3 separate regions of the Homo sapiens genome follow, and all the other regions are linked to region 3. A link is a loop called in an ENCODE intact Hi-C map of the cell type or tissue named here. Cell type or tissue: adrenal gland. All regions are shown on one strand.

What was found. Peaks named below come from ENCODE experiments on the same cell type or tissue, not always from the same donor. Only the 100,000 strongest peaks of a DNase experiment are listed, where the experiment ranks them.
Region 1: it touches region 3 in a loop (3-fold over the local background); 3 of 110 quality-filtered maps call a loop at or near these places.
Region 2: a loop joins it to region 3, with 2.9 times the contacts of the local background. A loop is called at or near these places in 14 of 110 quality-filtered maps.

What each region holds. Positions count from the first base shown.
Region 1 is chr2:46,485,739-46,493,738 of GRCh38, reverse strand. No RefSeq gene overlaps it. Among named protein-coding and RNA genes, the nearest start is that of TMEM247, 10 kb to the right of the region's middle. RefSeq lists enhancers at 2,786-2,835, 2,946-3,005, 2,635-3,167, 3,026-3,325, 3,168-3,700. In adrenal gland, no CTCF peak of the experiment used is centred here; a DNase peak (open chromatin) is centred at 3,188; H3K27ac peaks cover 2,737 bases.
Region 2 is chr2:46,551,150-46,559,149 of GRCh38, reverse strand. The region is part of intron 2 of RHOQ (ras homolog family member Q); the gene reads right to left. Among named protein-coding and RNA genes, the nearest start is that of ATP6V1E2, 13 kb to the right of the region's middle. RefSeq lists an enhancer at 1,113-1,162. In adrenal gland, no CTCF peak of the experiment used is centred here; no DNase peak of the experiment used is centred here; H3K27ac peaks cover 3,230 bases.
Region 3 is chr2:46,884,579-46,892,578 of GRCh38, reverse strand. No RefSeq gene overlaps it. Among named protein-coding and RNA genes, the nearest start is that of MCFD2-AS1, 11 kb to the left of the region's middle. RefSeq lists a silencer at 2,091-2,275. In adrenal gland, a CTCF peak has its summit at 3,359 (motif pointing right); a DNase peak (open chromatin) is centred at 3,388; H3K4me3 peaks cover 361 bases; H3K27ac peaks cover 978 bases.

The DNA of each region.
Region 1 (8,000 bases), 400 kb after region 3:
TGCGGCTTCTGTGCTTAAACATTGTTAGAGAGTGAATCACATTCTATTTTTGTACTAGGAGTGTCTTCTGTTTAACGAAATCCCCCAGCGTGTCTCTGAGTGAAACAGAGACTTTATCATAAAGGAAATAACACTTCGAGTTCAGAGATTGTGAGCTGTTGGCCCCGTGGACTTTTGTTAGGTCTGTATAGTGGCTAAAGAAAATTGAACCAACATTTAAAAATCAGCAGGTATCACATAAAAGTCTGGATTTCTGGCTGCCCTTGAGTTGGACATGGGGCATGTATCTCCACATGGTGAAGATGGGAAGGAGGGAAAAAGGAGTAGAGGCTTCCTGCTTTACGGCTTCTTCCTTTCCAGTCAGCTATGCCTGGCCAGCTTCCCACTTTTATCTGGCCCACCTGGGCCCTCCTGGCATCTGAGCTTCTGACCCTGGCCCTAATTGATCTGTTTTTGTTTGTTTGTTTTTGTTTTTGAGATGGAGTCTTGCTCTGTCACCCAGGCTGGAGTGCAGTGGCACGATCTCGGCTCACTGCAACCTCCACCTACTGGGTTCAAACAATTCTCCTGCCTCAGCCTCCCGAGTAGCTGGGATTACAGGCGCATGCCACCATGCCAGGCCAATTTTTGTACTTTTAGTAGAGATGAGGTTTTGCCATGTTGGTCAGGCTGGTCTTGAACTCCTGATCTCAGGTGATCTGCCCGCCTTGGCCTCCCAAAGTACTGGGATTACAGGCATGAGCCACCATGCTCAGTTTCCTAACTGATCTGTTTTGAGAACAAGGATTCTCCCACAGTGCATAGAGTTTGCTTAAGGGCAGTCATCTGGAGTTCTTTTGAAGTTGGCCTGATACCTGAGAGCAGGTGAGCTTTCTACCAACTACTGTGCTTCCAGAGTCTTCCAATCATTGTTTTCTTGGAACCCACTCAGGCTAGCTCAAATATTATGGGCTTTATGTATGTGAGGCTATGGAGATTGCTCAGAAGTGAAAGTCAGCCTGAGTGAACTGTATAGGGTTTCTCTCTTACCCAACCACCTCCCTCTTCTTTCTTATACCTACTCCTGTCTCAGAGTGGACATACCAACCTGGTCTTCAGAAAAAGAGCCAGGCATAGCAGATTGAAGAGGGAAGACCCCAGGCTGCCAGTTACAGACTGACTCTCCCGTCTTAGGGGACCTAGGAGAGGACATGGGGTGGGATCCAGAGGGAGTTACCGAGGCCTTTGAGTATAGATCTGCTGCCACTCATGAAATGGCAGGTGTGTGGGTCAGGTGGGCCAGTGAGTGAGGCCTTACATCTGTCCCCTCTCAAAGACATTTTCCTCCTTAGCGCTTGGTGAGGGAAGTGTGGGAACACAGGAGGGCAAGGCTGCAGTGAGCCGAGATTGCGCCACTGCACTCCAGCACCGGTGACAGAGCGAGACCCTGTCTCAAAAAAACAGAACAAAACAAACAAAAAAGAAACACGGGAACAGTTAGAATAAAAGGGTAGATTCATAAGCAGAAAAACTCTGGAGCCACTACCCCAGCTACACATATCTAGAGAGATATACAGGGGGCCACACAATGCCATCTGAAATGGAGTAGCAGTTCTCTTCCCATGTTATCAAACCAGCTCGGAACCTTTGTTCACAAACCTAAATGAATGAGACGCAGCACGGTTCTTTGTTTTCTTCCAATCATCTTTCAGCTCCTTGCCACACTTGGTCTCTGGTACCTCCTGGCTGAGCAAGCTTGGGCAATTCCTGAACCTCTCGGAGTCTGATTTCTCATCAGCAAAGTGGGCGTCATGGGCTGAATTATCTCCCCTCAAAATTCAAGTGTTGAAGTCCTAACCCCCGAAACCTCAGAATGTGACCTCATCTGGAGATAGGGGCTTTAGACTACGTACTGGGTACAGTGTACACTGCTCGGGTGATGGGTGCACCAAAATCTCAGAGATCACCACTATAGAACTTATCCATGTAATCAAAAACCACCTGTACCCCAAAAACTATTGAAATCAAAAAAAGAAGTCATGGCGTTAAAATGAGGGCTTAATCCAATCTGACTGGTGTCCTTGGAAGAGGAAATTTGGACATTCAGAGAGACACCAGGGATGCACACAGAGAGGAAGACCACGTGGGGATGCAGTGAGAAGGCAGCAGCCATCTGCAAGCCGAGAGAGGCCTCAGAGGAAACCAAACCTGCCAACACCTTGATCTTGGACTTTCAACTTCCAGAACTGTGGACAAATGAGCATCTGTTGCTGAAGCCACCCAGTTTGTGGTATTTTGTTAGAGCAGCCTGGGCAGATTAATCTAGTGCGTACCAGTGCTCCTTCATGGAGGGCTATGGGATAAAATAGATGACATGAGAGTGTTGGACAGGGTACAATACATCCTAGGTATTCGGCAAGGGTGAGCTTCCTTTTCAAGAAGCCGTCACAGAATGCTTTAGCTCACAGAGCCTTTCTCAGATCGTCTCTTACACTCCTTCTGTTTATTTGATTGATCAATCATTGCTCCTTAATCACTGATTGAGCTCTGTGGTCTGGTTGTTGAACCCTGGCAATGGGTGGTCTGTGCAGCCACACTATTTGCTGCTCTTGCACTTCCAAGACCTGAAGCTAGAGCTGGTGCTCAGAGAAGAGCTGCCCCATGGTAGCAAGTGTCTGTCACTGGCTCTTTCTGGGGCAGAGGGAAGCTCCTGAAACCCTGCCCTCCCCACCTCCTCCACCAAGGGTCCCCCTGCTCAGCACTTTCTGCATGGCTTCCTGGTGGCTGTCTTCCAAGGCCTGCTTTCTGCCCCAGGACCTTACAAAGGCTGCTTTGATGAAAAGTTTGAGGCAAAGTGACTGTGTCATTTGATACAAGAGGCTCAAGGGGGTAAAAAGTGTAGCTTTCTTCTATTTTTGGATTTTCTAGCCCAGCGGAGAATGATCAGCTGAATGGGACTGGGGCGGAAGCCAGGAGCAGAGGGAGGAAATGCACCCAAGCTGGAGAGCCCCTGTGATTAGCAGCTGGAAGCCTAGAGCGTGACCTGCTTGTGAAGAGGCGCCTCTGCAGGCAGACTCTGCGCCCAGAGCTGGAAGGCATGCAGGGGCCACTTGCCCTGGGGCCACCAGACTCCTTCCTCCAATGGCCTGCTCCAACGGTCCCTGCCCCTGCAAAATGCACAGAGCCTGCTCCCTCCCTCCCTCCTGTTGATGGAGTACAGGCCAAGGATAGTCACTCTCTGGGTGAGATTTGAGAGGCACCACAAAAGCCCCTTAACCCTGGGGTCTCCGTCATCCACCGCCAGGGCAGTGGCACAGGGCCCTGCTCTCAGTGGGGGCTCTCCACATGGCTTAATGCTCTGCTGTCACCGTCGTGGAATTCATGATGGGACACTGCATTGTCCTCTTGCACTGGGCCCACAAATTCAGGAGCCGGACCTCCCCACCTCTCCCAGTTCTTGAAATTCAGGTTAGCAGTCACTTCCCTTCCCTGCTCTGGCTGATACCTCTCATCTGTGTAGCTTCTTATTCACCACCAGCCTCCACCTTGTTATCTCACTAATTGTCACTATAACCCTGTGAGGGACTGACATCTCTCTGACTCGTGGCCCTTTGTAGGATTTGCCCCACGAGCTCAGGCCTTTTGATGCCACCCCTTTGCTCTCTTTGAGGAACAAAAATGCCTACCTCCTGAAGCTATCTGTAATCCCCTCCTACTTAAGTGTAAGAAATTTGCAAGTCCGAAACCCATCCTCCACTTCACTCTTAAGAGCCTAAAAAGCCCTCTGAGGGCGCTTAATAAATACTAACTAATGAACCTGCAGCTGCTGCTCCTTTGGCTAATTAAATCTAAGTAAATCACAGACTTTGAATTATGCAACAAGGCTTGGCCAAAACAGCTTAAAAATGTGGGAGCCCTAGCTTTTCTGCTGTGCCCTGTGGAAAAATCCCATCTTTTAATCATGCTTAACCTTCCTGAAGAACAGCAGCAACCTTTAAATAATGAATGAACGTATATTAGCAAGATTTCCCCAAAGCTACACGTGGGAGTCAGATCAAAAAAGGGACAGAAGCAGACACAGGCCTGAGGGCATTCTGGAACTTTCTGCTCAGCCCTGGCCTGCAGGGTGAAATCATTTGGTTCCCCAGAAGCCCAGAGCATGAACTGGTGAAAGGGAGGAGGGGCAGATATGCTGCCACAGGCTCAGCTTCCTGATGTGGCACAGTAAGCTCCTGCCACCCCTAGCCTGCGGCAGAGGTTAATGGAAACCCCATAGCACTTCTGAAGGGCTGTGCACTCGGTTGTTCTCCCTCTCATTCCCCCTAGAAGACCCTCCTGGCCAAGAGCATTGTCTTCATAAAGAGAACAGATTTTGTTTTTTTTTTTTTTTTCTGGTAGGGTCTTGCTCTGTCCCCCAGGCTGGAGTGCAGTGGCACGATCACAGCTCACTGCAGCCTCAACCTCCCAGGCTCAAGTGATCCTCCCTTGTTAGCCTTCCCAGTAGCTGGGACAGCAGGTGCATGCCACCGTACCTGGCTTTTTTTTTTTTGGAGATATGGGATCTCCCTATGTTGCCTTGCCTAGTCTTGAGCTCTTGGGCTCCTGCCTCGGCCTCCCAAATGGCCGAGATTACAGACGTGAGCCACCGCGCTAGCCCAGGACAGACCAGGACAGATTGCATTGAGTCTCATCACCTATAACAGGCTTCCCAGACTTTAAGATGCATATGAATTGCTGGGGGCTGGTGGGTACTGTCAAACCACATCTGCTTCAGTGGGTCTGGGGCAGGGTCTGGGATGCTGCATTTCTAAGACGCCGATGCTGCTGATCCACAGATCACACATTGAAGAGCAAGGATTTAGGTCTTTCAACCCTGATTGCTTATTAGAATCAACTGGGGCACTTGTAAGGCTAACAAATCATCTCTGGATGTCATCTCAGATCAATTAAATCAGAATTTCTCGAACAATCTCTAGACTTTGGTCCTTCTTTTTTCTGAGTTAGAGTCTAGATAATTTAGAGGTCGCCCAAATGAAGCCTAGAAAACTTAACTGACTTGCTTACTTACAAGTCATCTGCTAACTTGGGACTAGAAATAGACATGGCAGGAAAGTGGCCTTTGGAATCAAGGCTTAACCCTCCTGCCCCCGAGTCTCTCCAACTGTAGTCCTGTCCTTGGGCTCAGGAGGGCAGCCTACAATATTCCATTTAGGGAACAGGAGAGATTTTCCCATCTTTCTCTCCCTAAGCCTGCCTGAAACTTTACTATTAGTGCTTCATTATTTGGGCTGAAGCTTAGTGGTCCTTTGCAATGAGTGCAATCTCTTATACATAGACTTTAGCAGCTTGGTGTCCATAGGATGATCACAGTCCCCTGACTGTCTCTGGGCTCTGCTCTGTGGGATCTGGGATCAGGAAGGGAAGGGGCTCTGGAGTCCAACTTGCCTCCCCTTGCAGCTCTGCTGAGGGCACCCAGCACAGAGAGGAGTGCCCTTCCCAGTCTGCTGCCCTGATTGTGTCAGGTCATGGGCTTCAGGCAGAGGTCAGGAGGATGAAGGCAGAGTGGCTCCAGGCGTGTGGCCAGGGAAAACCATGACCTCCCTGCTGTGGTATGCAGTACTCTTCCTTAAAGCAGAGTGCAGCAGTGGCCCGGCCCAGATTGGCTACGGCTGTGCTCCATCTGATGGTTTCAACCCCATCAAGGCTTTCTGGCTCAGCAGCTCAGGAAGGGAGTGGGAGCTGGGCCTAAGGAATTAGGGATGATACACCAGTTATTTGCTTAATTCAGTATCTCCCCCCTCCACTCATACTATCAGAATTCTAATTCTGTTTGAGGCTGCAACAGTGTCCACGCAAAAACCTTACCACCTCAGACACCCTACAGATAGGTGCAGCCACATGACCTTAGTTTGACCAATGGCACGGAAGCAGAAGTCTCTGGGTGGGGCTTCCTGGGATGCTTTTAAAAGGCGGCTCCTTTTCTGACCTGGAGTAACGGACCTGGTACTTGGAGCTGCTTCAGCCAACTTGACACTGAGGCGGGAAGCCATGGGCTGAGGATAAGAGCCCTGTGGTGGTGGAGGAAGGCACCACCTGAGTCCTCTATGACTTCTGAGAGCAGTTTCACCAGCCGTGGATGGACTACCTGGGACTTCTTGGTATGTGAGCAACACAAACCTCTATTTGGTGAAGCCATTGTGGCTGGATTTCTTTTACAGCTGAAAGTAATCCTCAAACGCAGGACCTCAGAAAGTTTTTGGTCTGGAAACGGGAAGGTCCAGGCAAAAAAGCGGCCCCCAGGAATTAAAGGAGGAGGAAGGCTTTTATTTATCTGTTTTGAATTACTATTCCACTCTATAATCTTTAGTGTATTGCCTATTTCCCAAGGGATTAAGTTTATATTCCTCAGACCAATATTCAAGGCTCCCTAACACTTAGCCCCAAACCAATTTTCCAGGCCTGTTACCTTGTACACCATTCCCTGGAGCAAGAGTGACCCTTCCCTCCTGGATACACGTTACACACTCCCACCCTAATCTTCATTTGTGTGAGGTATCCCTCCTGATTTCCACCTGTTCGGGCTTACCTAGCCTTATGAGCTCGTCTTTTAAGAAGACTTCCTCTATCACCCAGGGCTCCAGGGAGCTCTTCTATGATCTCGTTTATAGCTGAGGTCTGTGTACTGATAGCTGCTTTACATTTTCATGTGTGTTAAACTCATCTCCCCAGCAAGGTTGTGAGATCCTCCCAAGGTAGGATCTTGGGAGCAGGGTAACATGGAAAGAACATGTGCTCTGGGATGATCTCAGTTAAGTCTAACGTCTCTGAACCTCGGTATCCCTGGCTGTGAAGTGGAGATGATATACATTTCTACCTGCAGGGTTTTGGTGAAGATAGCCTCCTTAGGGACTTAGGGCGCATGGTATGTTAGCATTGGTGCTGAAGAGGCGCTTGTACATTGGCTTGTTACCTGGCTGGTAACTGCTTAGCTGGGCCTTTTTCCTATCCTTTGCCTCCCTCTCTCTTCTGATTTTCTGCTTTGCATTTGAATCAGAAGATCTGTTCTAAGTTTAGGGAGTGACCATGAGTAGTTCTCATTTTCCTAGAGGGCAGATCTGAGGCTAGTGGCTTCAGTATTCAAACACAATAGGGAAGAGTAGATTTCATGCCTGTGGCTAAACATGTGGGATGAGATGCTCACTTAACCGTTCAGGGGAGTTTACTTTCTCTGAAGATTAAGAAAAATGAATGTATTTAAGTCTAGTTTTACCTGGCAACAGATGGATGGATTAAATGACCTTACGCACTTGGGTGTTTTGGTTTGTGTGTGTGTGTGTGTGTGTTTTATAAATGCCCAGTTCTGTCTGCTCTAAGAAGGTAAACAGGTGGACCTTAAACTTTTTGCTATCCTTATCTCCATCTCTCTCACCTCAACCCCATGGGGCAGAAACCCAGATCAAATAAAATGATCAGAAGAAGTGACCCATACCACAACGGCCCTTCCTTGAAAGTTTAATGAGAAATGATACTTTTATCACTTCCAAATTAAGTACCTGTCACATGCAGCTATCAATGGGATTGGATATATGGAGTTGGGTGGGAAATGAGAAGTCACCATGGACTTACATGGCATGATAATGTGTACTGACATTGAAGTCCCAAGGCAGTCATTTTTTTCACGTGATTTTACTGAGAGTCGCTCGAGAGCCCAATGAGACAGAAACTTATTCTCTTGTCACTCTTAAGGCAGAGCCCTATGCCAGAGGAGAGAAGGGGTCAGTAAAGACTTGATTAATTGCACAGCTGTGTCCAGCCTCATTCAGTTTGCCACATTATCACTAAAGTGTCCTGTGGCACAGCCAGCCATCGTGGCTGGGCTGCTGGGCTCAGAGTAGCCGACAGTCTGCAAGGAGTGTGTGTATTGAAGGGCTGAGGGGCTGGTGACTGGGGGAGTTGAACCCCTTTGTTGCATACTTGCAGGGCAGCTTCACTTTGTGCCTGACCGTGAGCCTTCTGGTGTT
Region 2 (8,000 bases), 330 kb after region 3:
AGAAACCAAAGAAACAAACAAACAAAAAACTAGCCAGAAGTGGTGGCATGCAGCTATAGTCCCAACTACTCAGGAAGCTGAGGTGGGAGGATCACTTGAACCTGGGAGGTGGAGGTTGCAGTGAGCCTAGATCACACCACTGCACTCCAGCCTGGGCAACAGAGTGAGAGCCTGTCTCAAACAAAACAAAACAAAACCTAAACCGCTTAGAAGATGCTAAAGAAAAAAAGAACATCCAGACAACAGGAAAAGGCACTTTAAAAATAGAATCACATTTCAAAAACAGAATAGAAGGGGTAGATGATAAACTTGAGGAAGTTTCTATTTCTCCCCAAAATAAAGAAAAAAGACAGAAAGGAAATGTAAGATAATTAGAGGATCATTCCAGCAACTCCAGCATCTGAATAGTGGAAGTTCCAGGGTAACAAAAGAGACTGACTGAAACTAAATAAACCAAAGAAATAATCCAGGAAAATTTGTTAGAACTGGAAGATATGAGTTTCCAGATTGTGGGTACCCAGCCAGGCCCTACCCCAAAGCCTATGATTGTGAAATTTCAGGAGGTTAAAATGGCAGATCCTAAGTTTCAGAGAGGAAAAATGGGTTCCTGACAATGGATCAGGGATCAGGTTGGCAGGGGACTTCTAAACAACTTAAATAGAAGCTGAAAGACAATGGGACAATGCCTTAAAAATTCCAAAGGGAGAAAAAATATAATCTATTTTCAAAGTATCAGTCCGGTATGAAGGAATAAAAACATTTTCAAACATACTAGGTATCCCAAAAGTTGCCTACAATGACTCTTTTCTCAGGAAACTAATAAAATATACATTCCACCAAAGTGAGGAAATAAACCAGTAAGACCTGAGATCCTGGAAACAGGGATCTAATACAAGAGATAGAGGCAAAGAGAATCCTAATAAACCTGAAGGGAAATCCCAGGATAACAGCTGTGCAGCAGGCAAGAGGCACCAGCCCAGCTACAGCAGGTTAGAAGGTGCAGGAGGGATGGCTGCAAAAGAAGAAACTGACAGAATACTTGATATGACTTGCTGCATGGGAGGGTGAATTTTGCATGAAATAGCTGAGACATACAGTGAAAACCAAGTAAGAGAAGCAACAAGATAATTGTTCACTTGAGAAACAGAAAGTGGTACAAGAAAAAAAATATAATCATAGTACACTACATGGCTCAGCTGTGAATAGTCATAAAAATATAAACACTGATCAGTGGTCAAACTGAAATTACAATATAGCTCCTACAGAAAGGTGGATAGGAAGTGGAAGATATGTGTGAAAGGGAGCTCAGGCCTCATCAGTCATCATGTGAATTCAACAGAGAATATTTGTTATCAAAATAAACAGCAGAGTTGAAAGTGGTTGTCTCAGGGTAGTGGGAAATGTCTTTTCTGCAGGAGAAGTAAAGAGGAATATTTTATTTCTTCATAATAACTCCTTCCAGAACTGCTGACTCTTTAAACCATCTGCATATAGAAGTTTGATAAAAATGAGTTTTTTTAAAAAAATTAGGGAACACAATAAAGTATAAAGAAGTAAATTTCTAAAATTATTCATGGTCACCACCTAGAACCAACCACTTTAACATTTTGACTATTTTGTTCTGATTTTTCCTCTGCATATTATACATGTGCATTTTCTTTAAAGTTTTAATCATACTATACATATATATATGGTTTTGATTCCTGCTTTTTCACACTTAACACATCATTAGCCTTTTCACATTTCTTTAAATATTTGTTGAAGGCAGTTTTTAATGGCTGTGATTATTCTAATATAAATCATTCTGTGATTTAGCAACTCCCTTTTTACTATGCATCAATGTGTTTATAATTTATCACTATTATAAATAACATTGTGAAGAATATCATTTTATGTAAATCTCTGGGTACACTGAATGTTTTCTAGGCATAAATTCATAAAATCAGATCACTGCAAACCAAAGAGTCTTTGGCAAATTAACCTCCAAACTGGTTGTTTCAGTTTTCATTCCCAAAAATGGGGCAGAGAGTATTTACTTTCCTTTCTCCTTTTCAACTTGATAGGTTGAAAAACAAAGTTTTTATTCACATGTCTTTACAGAGTGTGTTTTCATTGGCTATTTGTTTTTCTTCTCTTGTGAGCTATTGGTTTATGTCTTGTCCATTTTTCCACTGGGGCTACATGGTAGATTAACTCTTTGGCAACCTCATTTATAGGCTGATCTCTTACGAGTTAACATAAATCAGACCCATGTACCTGATGGTCCTTGAAAGCCCCAATAAAATTGTTTCTGAATCTAAACGGCCCCACAGAAACCTTGCCTATCTGGGAAGCTCAGGTCAAACAGCCGGGTAGTTGGGCACCTTTCTAACACTCCTCACTCACATTTCATGATTTATATGCACATCCCATTTTCTACTTGCATTCTGGCCAGCTCTATTCATCTTCCAACTGGACTGTAAACTCCTACGGGGGAAGAACCCGATCGGATGGAATTTTGTGTTCCTCACCTCACTCTTATGTTTAATGGATATTTATATGTTTGATAAATAAAGCTATTAGGGTGTGGTTGGGGTGGGAGAGTATATGAACAGAGGCACAGAGAAAACAAGAACACTGGAAGGTCCAGACCCAAGCATTAAAAGGAACAAAAAAAAAAAAATTAAAAAAATTTTTTAAGAAAAAGAATATCAGAAGGGTAGAGAAGAGATCAGCCCTCGCCTCTACCTGAGCCAGGGGCGAAGGCAGCACCACAAGTGCACAACTAGCAGAACTTCACTTTGTACCTTGAAACCCTGAAAATAGTCCCCAGAGCCCGGGAAAGAATGGCCATGGAAGAACAACTGAAAAAGAGCGGGGGCAGGAATAAAATGGAAAGAGAAAGATCACAGAGCCATAAAAAGGAATGGAATGTTGATACCTTCTACAACATGGATGAACCTTAGAAAACGTTATGCTAAGTGAAAGAAGCCAGACACAAAGGGCAAACATTGCAGGATTCCATTAATATGAAATGTCCAGAATAGGTAAATCCATAGAAACAGAAAGACAGATTAGTGGTTGCCAGGAGACGGGGGAGGAGGAATGGTGGGGAGTGACTGTCGGTGGGTATGGGGTTTCGTTCTGGGGTGATGAAAGTGTTCTCTGAATTATGCCTCAAAAAATAAAACAAAGGAAAGAGGAGGAAACTTACATATCAAGCAGTTTGACACACCAGCAATTTCTCTGAGTAATTACTTGCGTCTTAACACCAGCTTGCCTAGATGCTACTTCCATACTAGCTTGTTCAGACAACAGGAGGCATTCCGGTCTCCCAGTCAAGACACAAGTGAGCAGGTCAGCATCCTCACCATGTCCCCCTCCTACCGACTTATCACAGAGGGCCACAGGCCACTCTGGAAGCACACCTGACATAAAGCCCAGTGAAGGACTCCTACAGGTCTAGACTTGCTGGAGAACAGTACATGCGCATAGCCAGTATTTCATCCAAACAGACCTGGCAGCCTGTCTGCTTAATGAGCTCTGTGAGTCCAGAAATGAGTCCCACTTTGCTTAAATGGTCAATGTATTCAAATCGCCACCTATAACCTGCTTTAAAGCCACTCAATAATGTCCAGACAGGTCAGAATTTCCTCTCAAATGAGCTGATAGGAAAGCCAATATGGATATGATATAAAGTGATGGGAAAGGTTCTTTCCATAATAATCTTACCACCAGACTCCCCTAAATTTAACACACACCTAGTTCCTACTGGGGCCCCCAACACTTGTGCAAAGTGCTATGTGCTACGTGCAGTCCTGCAGGGACGGCAAGGGGAAGAGTTTACAATCTGCATGGGGAGCAAAGATTTACACATGAATAAAACCAAATGCTAGAGTGCAGCCTGGAGACAATTCACTTAGTGGAAATTCTAAGGAGGGACTCGACCACTAGAGGGCCGGAGTCAGAGGTGAGGAGGTCATGGGGTGCCTCAGCCTCAGTTGGACTTCTCACTTTCTGCAGTGGATGAATACCCAAAGCTCTCGCCTGTTGGACGAAGTCCCTGTCCGAAGGAAGCAGAGCCCCCATCTGCCTGCTCTGTCCCTCCTCGTGTCCAGTCCCTTCCCCATTCCTCCAGGGCCAAGGAGGCTGGTGGAAACACCTCCAGGTAATCAGCTCACTGGGGAAGACAACTCTGTGAAAAGTAAGCTGGATTAAATGGAATTTTAATTGAACTGGATGCTCAAAATTAAATGCTCTCTCAGTGGCTGCTCCTAGAGGGGGCACACTTTGAGCCAACTCATTTATAATCCCAACCATTATGCCATTTGAAAGAGGATGGGTTTTCTAGATTGGAACAAATTTGAAAAAAAAAAAAAAAGAAAGAAAGAAAAAAATGTAAAAGAGCAGGCGCAGGAGAATAAAGGGAGGGGAGAACACTTGCACAGAAAGCAGAGGTCAGCCAGGAAAGAAGTAATTACTGGCAAGATGGGTGTTTGAGTAACACAGCCCTTCCTCTCCCTTCAGCCACTCCTTGTGACCCGCCTGGGGAATGTTAACACAGAAAGGACGTCATTGCCCATCTGATGCTTTGGAACTAATTTAGCACAAACCAAGCTGCCATCCTTCTCAGGGACAGGGTCTGTCACCACCCAGAGGAGTGCTAACCTCAGCCACAATGAACAGAGCCCTGTCCAGGCGTCCTGTCTATCGAGCCCCTTAATATGCGGGAGAGAAATAGCTTGGTGTTTAGGCCGCATCAAGAAATACCTGCAGAGCCTACTGGGCGCACAGCCCTAGGCCACATAGCACACTAATGGAGCCAAGGCACCCCACAAAAAATTCTGCTTCCATTTTTTTTCTCCTGATAGCACTGCGGCCCTTCTCCACCAGGTGAACTGGATAGGGAGCACCCATGGCTGAATCATTCAATTCATTCCAGTAATTACGGATAATCTCAACCATGTGTAAAGAACTAGAAATGAGGGTATATGGGGGTGTGTTTTGTGGGGCTGGGGGTTTAAAAATTTATAAATTAAAAAAAAAAAACACACACACACAATGAGATCCTGTCATTTGCAACAACATGGATAGAACTGGAGATGATTAAGTAAAATAAGCCAGCAACAGAAAGACAAACATCACGTATTCTCACTTATTTGTAGGATCTTAAAAATCAAAACAATTGAACTCATGGACATAGGGAGTAGAAGGATGGGTACCAGAGGCTGGGATGTGTAGTTGGGGGTTTGGCGGGAGGTAGGGATGGTTAATGGGTACAAAAAAATAGTTAGGGCCAGGCACGGTGGCTCACGCCTGTAATCCCAGCACTTTGGGAGGCTGAAGTGGGCGGATCACAAGGTCAGAAGTTCGGGACCAGCCTGGCCAATATGGTGAAACCCTGTCTCTACTAAAATACCAAAATTAGCTGGGCATGGTGGCGGGCACCTGTAGTCCCAGCTACTTGGGAGGCTGAGACAGGAGAATTGCTTGAACCCAGGAGGTGGAGGTTGAGTGAGCCAAGACCGTGCCACTGCACTCCAGCCTGGGCGATAGAGCGAGACTCTGTCTCAAAAAAAAAAAAAAGTTCGAAAAAGACATGACACTATTTGATGGCACAACAGGGTGACTATAGTCAATAATAATGCAACTGTACATTTAAAAATAACTCAAAGACTGTAATTGGATTGTTTGTAGCACAAAGAGTAACTGCTTGAGGGGATGGATACCCTATTCTCCATGATGTGCTTATTTCACATTGCATGCCTGTATCTAAACATTTCATGTGCCCCACAAATGTTTACGCCTACTATACACCCACAACATTTTTTTAAAAATTGAAAAAATAAAAAAAAGAATAAAATAAGTCATGTTCTCTGCACTCCAGGGACAGTGTGTATGTAAGACAGCGGTGGATGTGGTAGGGAGGGAGGGGGCAGGGGGTGGAGATGGGTTGCAAAGAGCAGGTACAGAAGTGCACAGTCATTAATTCAGTGACTCTGAAAGTTTAGCCTGCGTCACAATCACCTGAAGGGCTTTTATAAAAGAGATTTCTTAGTTTTTCATTCAGAGGATTTGGGATAGAGCCTAAGAATTTGGATGTCTAACAAGTTCCCAGGAAATCCATGTTGGTTTGAGGATCACACTTTGAGAACCAGTGCCACCATTCAAGGCCTCGCTGAGCATCTAGTACGTGTAAGAATCCAAACTGATCACTTTCTCCAGCTAAAAAACAACTTTCGTGGAAACAACCTTACTCAACTTAACTCTTACTAGCATTTCACCTCCTTGGAAGGATAAGCCTTCCTCCTCTGTGCCCCCAATAAATAGGCCCCACTGCCCTCCCACCACTCATGGTTGACCTACCCTTCAAAACACTGTGCCTCTGGGGGCCAGGCCTGTGCCTGACAGATCTTCTAACACCTGCCCCTGGCCCAGATCTGGTGCTCAGGAAATGTATGTTGACTGACTGGATGAATGTTCTCTTCTAGGCTTGCCAGCCACCACAGGAAGCAGCCAGGCAGGATTTGGGAGCCCATGCAGAGGTGGTGGCAATGGGGATGGCCCAAGAGGGCAAACAATATGAGCAGCAGGTGGCAGAGGAAGTTTTGCGCCATATTTAGAGAATATTCAGATGAAGGAGGGACAAACAGTTTTGCAGAGGTAGGCTTCCCCTGAATAAGAAAATCCTTGAAGGGAGAAAGGAAAGGCCTGAGGTAGCCCCCATGGGACACAAACGACACCCGTCATTTGCAGGCTAAAGCTGGCCCGCCTGGCAGCCCCCCAAACAGCATTTCCCTGTCCCTCTCTTCTGGGAAGGGGCCACAGCTTTAGGCAAATGGCATGAGCTTCTTCCACACGTACTTGAGCAATGGGGCCATCAGCGCCACCTCGGGCCTGCTCCTTTTTGAGGAAGCATGGTGGTTTAGGGACAAAGTGACAAAACACCCGTAACGTCACGTGGGGCAGAAGTCTTTGTAGGAGCCGTTTTAGCAGCCGTCCCTACGTGTTCCACCTATACACAATGTTCCACCATCTCTTCTAGCTAGAAAAGCGATACGCTTGGAATGTACCTTTTACATGAAACGCTGAACAACAGTGCATGTGATAAAAGAGGCATTTAACATGGGCCAGATGATTAGGGAGAGTGACTTAACATCAAGAACCCAGGGCTTAAAGTCCGACAGCCTGCCTGGTGATCTCGGCTTTGCCTTTTACCAACCGTGTGGCCTGGAGCGAGTCATTTAACCTCCCCAGATCTGCAAAATGAGACAGCCACCACTGGCTTCCTTTACTCACAGAGCAGGTGAGGGAACTCAAGGCGGTACCAGGTGCGACATGCTTTATGTGCTGTAAAAATGTCATTTGATGATGAGCCTGCCACTTTTAAGCCCCTCAGTCTACCCTGAGCCTGAGTAGAGCAGGAAAATCTAGGGATCTGGAGAGGCGGCTGCTTCAGTGCTCTCACCATTCACTCAAAAAGGAACAGAGACAGCAATAAAGACCCCTTTCCCCACATTCTTTTCTTTCTATTAAAATCAACCAGCAACACAGCACCAGATTAATATCTCTTTAATTACCAAGTTGTCAGTCACCAGGTGAAAAACTCCATAATTTAGTTATCAACCCTGCTCCACATGTTGACACTGATAGCAGGGATCTGGGGTCCATAAAAAGACGCTTTGGGGTCACCCCCTCTGCCGTTCCTCCCTACACTATTCTTCCCACTCAGAATATGAGCTCTCCACACCCCTCTGCCTGCTGGAACTCATTTAGGTCAATGCTTCCCAAATCTTCACCTCATGGCACACAGAGAAAATGAGATGATGTGTTCAGCACACATCGGGTGGAGTAGAGGAGCCACTGCTGCATGCCTGAGGTGAGACTGCTCAAGCTAGGACAACCTGAGCCATGGCTTGTCCCAGGCCCTACCCAGCTGCCCTGAGGGCTGAGGAAATCCCTTATCTGGGAGCTGGGAAGCTCCAACATATCTAACAACCCCACAAGGAGGTACTATCATA
Region 3 (8,000 bases):
AATTCCTGGGCTCTGGCCGGTATGAGAAGGGAACAAGGTAACCGTCTCTAAAGGGACAAAGATGTGGTGGATGCTAAGCCAGGTGCCCCTGGTCTTTTCTTAAAGGGTTTTGGAAGTGCCTATTCTTGTAGCCTGTGGGTTAATGGGAACCCAGGAACCCATCCATGACAACCTCGTCAACAGCCCAGCCTTGGGGTCCTGGAGCAGGTCACGGGACGGGAAGAAGGTGGCGCAGGTGGAGCAGAGGCTGATGGTAACTGCATGGAGTCCAGCTGGGGAAGTCTAAGGCCACAGCTGACCACCTCCCCTGCCTCAAGGTGGGGCCTCCAGGCTACAGCTCGGGCACCTGTGTGCCTCCCTCTCTGCTCTTCTCACAGTTCATCCCCTCCAAGAAATCAGACCTGCCCAGCCTCACTGACCACAGCTTCAGAGCTAGGCCTGGATGCCTACCCAAGCTGGGCCAACACATACTCTCCCCTGGGATTTGACAGGGCCTGAGAAGCACAGCGGCAGGCAGGAGGCATGGGAAGGCACAGGAGTGGTAGAGCTCCGTGCCCTTGCTACTCAATGTGTGGGCCACACACCAGCAGTGTCACCCAGGGGTTTATGAATGTGGAACATCAGGATCCACCCAGGTCAGTTGAGTCAGAATCTACTTTTTTTTCCTCCAGATCCCACAGGACTGAAGAATCTACTTTTCAACAGATCCCCAGTGATTTGCATGCTCATTTAAATTTGAGAAGCTCTGCTCTGGAGAGGTCCCACAACACTTATCCCCAAGAGGCCTGAGCTGCCCAGTTCCTACTGCTCTGAGAAGTGGGGTTCCATGCTCCCTTGGATTCAAAGGCTCCTGTTGACTTGCCTTTTTCTAACTCTGGCCAGCTTGGTTTCTGTATTTCTTTTTTTTTTCTTTTTGAGACGGAGTCTCACTCTGTCCCCCAGGCTGGAGTGCAGTGGCGCAATCTCAGCTCACTGCAAGCTCCGCCTCCCAGGTTCACGCCATTCTCCTGCCTCAGCCTCCCAAGTAGCTGGGACTACAGGCACCCGCCAAAACGTCCGGCTAATTTTTTGTATTTTTAGTAGAGACGGGGTTTCACCGTGTTAGCCAGGATGGTCTCAATCTCCTGACCTCATGATCCACCCGTCTCGGCCTCCCAAAGTGCTGGGATTACAGGCGTGAGCCACCGCACCCGGCCTCTGTATTTCTTTTAACGAAGAAAACCTAATCAATGCACACGGGCAGGTCTGGCGGGGACAGTATGATTCAAGGGGAGGCTGACCTTGCCCAGAGCATCAGGCAGTTTGCCATACAACCAAACGCCCCCCACAGAGGGCCAGTCCTTTGTGTTCATGAATGTTTTGAGTCAGGGGAAAAAATAAATAGGCCAGGTGTGGTGGCTCATGCTTGTAATTCCAGCACTTTGGGAGGCCAAGGCAGATGGATTGCTTGAGCTCAAGAGTTTGAGACCAGTCTGAGCAACATAGTGAGATCTTGTCTCTACAAAAAATAAAAAATTAGCCAGGCATGGTGGTATATGCCTGTGGTCCCAGCTATTTGGGAGGCTGAGGCAGAAGGATCACTTGAGCCTGGGAAGTTGAGGATGCCTTGAACTGTGATCACACCACTGCACTCCAGCCTGGAGGACAGAGCAAGACCTAGTCTGAATAACAAATAAAATAAAATAATAAATAAATAAATAAATGCTCTGAGTCTTGTTAAATGAAAATCCTCCTGAAATGAAAGTTTCTAGTCATTTATCCTTTAGTATGAAGTACCTTCTCAGATTCTTGCCAAAGAGACCACTTTCTAGGTTGGACATAGGAGAAGTCACAGAAACCTTTCTATTTTTACACTTTGATTAAAGGCCTGGCTCTGCTTCCTCAGAGAAGGCCTGTATTGAAATTGCCCTGGGGCTGTCTTTTTTTATTTTTTATTTTTTGAGACAGGGCCTTGCTCTGTCGCCCAGGCTGGAGTGCAGTGGCGCAGTCTCCGCTTACTACAAGCTTGCAACCTCCGCCTCCTAAGTTCAAGGCAGTTCTCCTGCCTCAGCCTCCAGGGTAGCTGGGATTACAGATGCCCACCAACACACCCAGCTAATTTTTTTTTCCCTTGAGACGGAGGCTTATCCTGTCGCCCAGGCTGAAGTGCAGTGGGGCAATCTCGGCTCAATGCAACCTCTGCCTCCCAGGTTCAAGTGATTCTCATGCCTCAGCCTCCTGAGTCGCTGGGATTACAGGCGCCTGCCACCATGCCCGGCTATTTTTTTTTTTTTTTTTTGTATTTTTAGTAGAGACGGAGTTTCCCATGTTTGGCCACGCTGGTCTTGAACTCCTAACCTCAGGTGATCCACCTGCCTCGGCCTGCCAAAGTGCCAGGATTATAGGCATGAGCCACCGCTCTCTTTATTAAAAGAGAGCTCCTGGGGCTCTCTTTTAATAAAGTGCAAAGTCCTGTGTCTTTTCTCATCTGGGAAGCCCTCTCTGCCTTGTCCAGCCATGGTCACCTGTCCCTTCTCTGAGACTCCAGAGCAGCGATCCTTTACCTTTTGTGTGTGTGGACCCCCTTACAGAACAATGTTTTCAAATGCATAAAATAAAAAACAAAGGATTTCGAAGAAATTAATCATATTGAAATGTAAGCATCAAAATATTTAAAAATGAGTGATTTAGTAACATATGTGCTTATTATTTTTCTTTTTATAAGCCTTTGTCAGAATATATGTGCTTCCTAATTAGCATAGTAAGATCTAGTAGCAGGTCTACCAATCTCTTGTCATTTCTTTTTTTCTTTTTTTTTTTTTTCGAGACAGAGTCTTACTCTGTCCCCCAGGCTGGAGTGCAGTGAGGGATCTCGGCTCATAGCAACCTGTGCCTCCTGGGTTCAAGCTATTCTCATGCCTCAGCTTCCCAAATAGCTGGGATTACAGTTGTGTGCCACCACACCTGGCTAATTTTTGTATTTTTAGTAGAGATGGGGTTTCACCATGTTGGCCACGCTGGTCTCAAACTCCTGGCCTCAAGTGATCCGCTTGTTTCAGCCTCCCAAAGTGCTGGGATTACAGGAGTGAGCCACTGTGTTGGGCTCAATCTCTGTAATTTCAAAATAGTGATGGCTCTGTCGCCCAGGCTGGAGTGCAGTGGCGCAATCTCGGCTCACTGCAAGCTCCGCCTTCCGGGTTCACACCATTCTCCTGCCTCAGCCTCCCGAGTAGCTGGGACTACAGGCGCCTGCCACCACGCCCGGCTAATTTTTTTGCATTTTTGGTAGAGACGGGGTTTCACTGTGCCGAAATTTTTATTGTCAATCCTGACAATCATTGAACCCCTTAGTTCTCTTAATACATTTGTCATTTACAGATGAACCTCTAGATGGCGGCAGTGTCCCACAGAATGTCCTTTTCCAGGCCTTAGTATCCCATCCAGGGTTTTTACGTGTCACTTCTCTTTCATTCCTGCAAATGCCAGGAATGACTCCTCTTCACCTCTCCCTGTATAAAATGGCCACCAGAAAAACTCCACAACACACACACACACACACACACACACACACACACACCCCAAAATCACTCGAAAATGAATAAGAATGTGAAAAGAATCAAAACGCTCAGACTTACCTGCTTTGGGGAAAGGAATTATTAGCCTTTCCCCAAACATAAGTGATGGTCAGACAAGGGAGAGGTGATGGTGGTGCTGTGGACCCTGTAAACCCTGAAGTGTCCAAAGCAGTTTGCACCTAGACCTCGGAGAGGGAATCCACGCCCTGTCAGCTCCCTTGCCACTGTGCTTTCTTGCACCAATACAAATACCTCCTGAAAAATTCCAAACTGGTAGCAGCTGAGCAGACGGGAAAAGGCATTTTCCCCACCCTTTCATGAGGATGGCTAACCAGCGGAGACGGCCACCCCAGGGGCGGCAGTGAGTGTGGGGATGAGCAGATGAGCGACGTGGGATTCAATGGCACACAATCTGAATTTGGACAACCGGGTAGATTGAAAGGGCCAGACCCCGAGGGAGAGAGAGGGAGGGCGCTGACTGCTTTGCTCCCTGGGGCTTCCATGGGAACATGAATCCTTAAGTTTTAATTTCAGCAAGTCCTCCAGAAGTTACCAAAGCTGAGAAAACTCTCCTGCTACCATTCCTCTTCAAAAAGTCTGAGAAAGCTAAAAGTCCAAAGGAGGTGAGAAAATAAGGTAACTTTGCTTTGTAAAATGTTATCCATCCTCTTGCAACACAAGCACCAAAGAGAAATCAAACAGGTTTATTTATTGTCAAGCCTTGAGAAACAGACTAAGATAGTAGTGCTGTACCATTCTATGTTGTGAACTTTTTTTTTTTTTGAGACAGGGTCTCACTCTGACACCCAAGCTGGAGTGCAGTGGTCTCAGATCACTGCAGCCTCGACCTCCTGGGCTCAGGTGATCCTTCCACCTCAGCCTCTCAAGTAGCTGGGACTACAGGCACATGCTTCCATGCCTGGCTAAATTTTGTATTTTTTCTAGAGACGGGGTTTCACTGTGTTGCCCAGAACTCCTAGGCTCAAGCGATCCACCTGTCTTGGCTTCCCAAAGTGCCAAAATTACAGGCAGGAGCCACTGCACCCGGCCTGGTGAAAACATTTCAATATCCTCAAGGATCTCTCCATATTGTGAATGGTATCAGGAGCTTCAGACTTGGGATTCAAGTCCCAGGCAGGGTTCTTACCAGTTACATGGCCTCTCCAAGCCCCAGTTACCTTTTCTGTAAAGTGGAGAAAGTCTGGCACCTACTTCATTGGGTTGTTATGGAAATTAAATAGAAAGTGCTTGGTGCAAAACCTGGGGCATTTATTGATGACTAATTAATAAGTTGTCTATTTTGATATGTTGCTAGGCATGTATTCATTCAACCAAGCCTGCTGGATCTCTGAGGACATAAATTAAGATGAGTAAGACCCAACCTCAGGCTTCAAAGAATAGAATATTTACTGTGCTATTGTAAAACTGGGAGATAAAGGAGTGTATATACACCCACTGATAACATATTTCATGATTCTTAGATGTACTTTTTCATAGTTTAACATCTTTGACAACAGTTTTTATTTCTTGATGGTAAAAAAAAAGTAATGATGTGACTTACAATCAGTAGAATCTTAGATTTGGTGAAAAGCAGCATAAGCATAAAGAGAGTTTAATGACAGAGACAGAGCGATCAGCTTACCACCATGATTCAGCCCATAGGAACCCAATCAGAATTCCAGTACAGGGGACAGCTACAGAATGCTGTCTTCTGTCTCCTGAGACATGTCTGCTCCTCCCTGCAGTGCTTTTGGGAGACAGGAGTGGGAGAGGCCTTTGATCTTGGTGCTGAGGGCTGGGTGGTACCTAAATTACAGTGCACGTATAGGTCTTTGTCTAGAATGCAGATCCTCAGCCCCTGCCTCAGAGGATCTGGTTAGGTTGGTCTGAGGGTGGAGGCCTAAGTGATCCAACCAGCTCTGGGTCCTTCCTGGTGTGAGGGGATTCTTTGCTTGGGGAGGAGTGTCACTGCCCTGGGCTCAGGAAATGATCTTTACCCGAAATTAGGAAACCTGAGCTTGCATTCAAATGCAGCTCCTCCAGTAGTGTGCAGAGGCTAGCTCATACCGGTGGGCATGAAATCAGCCACAGTGGGAGCATTTACACCACAGTAATGGGCAAGCTTTTTTTTCTCTCTTTCTTCAGAGTCACTTTACCAGCACAGAACTGTGACTTTTCTTCAGTTGGGTAACCTCGAAGATATCACTGAAACTCACTTCAAGCCTGTTTCTTTCCATCTGAAAGGGGATTATTATATTTCTAACCTCACAGAGCTGTGGAATAAATGAGTCTTCAAGTATGAGAAAGCATCTAGCCCAGTGCTAGGCTCTAGTGATTAGTAGTTTATTCTTTCGCTCTAGAAGTTTCCTATAATGTTTTCTCCTTAGGAACTTACCAGGGTGAGAATGAAATGAAATGAACATACTTCATGATGAAATTCAAATCTCAGTGTGGATGATTAGCATTTAGCAGGAAGGATAATGGTAACTTTATGTAATCTTTTACAGTTTAACAAGCTGTATTTCATGTGGCATAAGCTTACACCACAAACATTTTCCAGATGAGGAAACCAAGGCTCATAGAAGTTGACTTGCTCAGAGTCATGTGGTGTTTAAACGAGGCAGAAACAAAAACTTTCGATGTACTGCTGTCCCTCAGTGTCCATAGCAGATTGGTTCCAGGACCCACCCCCCAAGGACACTGTGGATACCAAAATCCATGGATGCTCAAGTCCCTGATAAAAAATGTTGTATTATTTGCATATAATCAATACACATCCTCCTGTGTACTTTAAATCATGTCTAGATTACTTATAATACCCAATACAATGTAAATACTATGTAAATAGTTGCTAAGTTGTATTGTTTACAGAACAATGTTGAGAAAAAAAGTCTGTGCATGTTCAGCACAGACACGATCCACTTTTCCCCTGAATATTTTTGATCTGTGGTTAGCTGAAATCCACGGATGTAGAAAACACAGATACAGAGGGCCAACTGCGCTTCCCCCCATCCCATCCCATGACAGTAAAGCCTGTGTACAGAGACCTGGGTGGGCAGGTGGTGTTAAAACAAACCTAATACCCAAACCGACAAAATTCCTAACCAAAGCTTAAAGTTTAGTTGGAAAGCTTAAATACCCACATGGGAATCTCCTGAGGATGATGACCAAGTCAAGCCCTGGAGGTCGCCATTGGCAGATGGGCTAGTGAATTCCCTTGCCCAGACACATCGAGGGCCATGCAGGATAGTCTCACATCCTTCACACTAACCACCTGCACAGCTACCGTCTTCCTTGACTGGATTCCTTGCCTGCATTATGGTTCTCTGATCGTCACCCCCATCTTTGTAGAGAAAAGCAGCACTCAGGCTGAAGCATCATTTCCTTCTCACTCCCTTGGCTGCACTTAGCCTCTCAGTTTTTTCCAAGACAAACATAAAATTCTTGAGAGCTGAGACTGTCCACCCTGGTGTGAATGCAAATGGTGGTTTAGTTTTTGGTTTCTCAAAGTCTGAACTTTACTGCCCAAGCTGCTTATAGACTTACGAGCTGATTAAAATAAAGGAAAAGAAAACCTCTCCCAGCTGAAAATATGCCCCGGACCTTTCCAAAGTTTAAGTGAAGTTGAAATTCAGCAGCAGTTGGGCTGCAGTTGAGAAAAGGGGCTTTGAGCCAGATCCAGCCTTCATAGTAAGAAGGTGGTAAAGGGTCCAGCCTTGTAGCTCCAGGAAAGACAGTATCTTCCCTTTAAAAGAGAAAAAGTTAGCTTTCAAAGTGGATTCTCTCAACCTTGGGCTTTGTGGAAATGTAGAAGCAGCTACCTTCCCTTTCTTTCTTCTTCTTCTTCTTCTTTTTTTGTTTTAGAGTCGGAGTCTTGCTCTGTTGCCCAGGCTGGAGTACAGTGGCACAATCTTGGCTCACTGTAACCTCCGCCTTCTGGGTTCAAGCAATTCTCCTGCCTCAGCCTCCCAAGTAGCTGGGACTACAGGTGCCCACCACCACACCCGGCTAATTTTTGTAGTTTAGTAGAGACAGGGTTTCACTGTGTTGCCCAGGCTGGTCTCAAACTCCTGAGCTCAGGCAATCCACCCGCCTCAGCCTCCCAAAGTGCTGGGGTTACAGGTGTGAGCCACCGTGCCTGGCTCCTTCCCTTTCTTAAAGGAGTATGCCACTGCAATTCAGAGTTCCCACCATTTCCCAATTATTACTGCCACTCCACTCACCTGTAGAATAGACACCCATTAAAAACTCTTTCAGCCTTAGAGATTCCATGATTAAGATATTTATGATTCATCCACATTTTGAAATACAAAAAAATCATTTTGTTCAAAAATGCTTGCTGCTGTGGGAAAATGCTCACAATATAATGCTCTACACACTGCTGGTACTGGGAAGTCATGTACTAAAATGTGAACCATGGTCATCTCTGGGCTTTGAGATCACCAG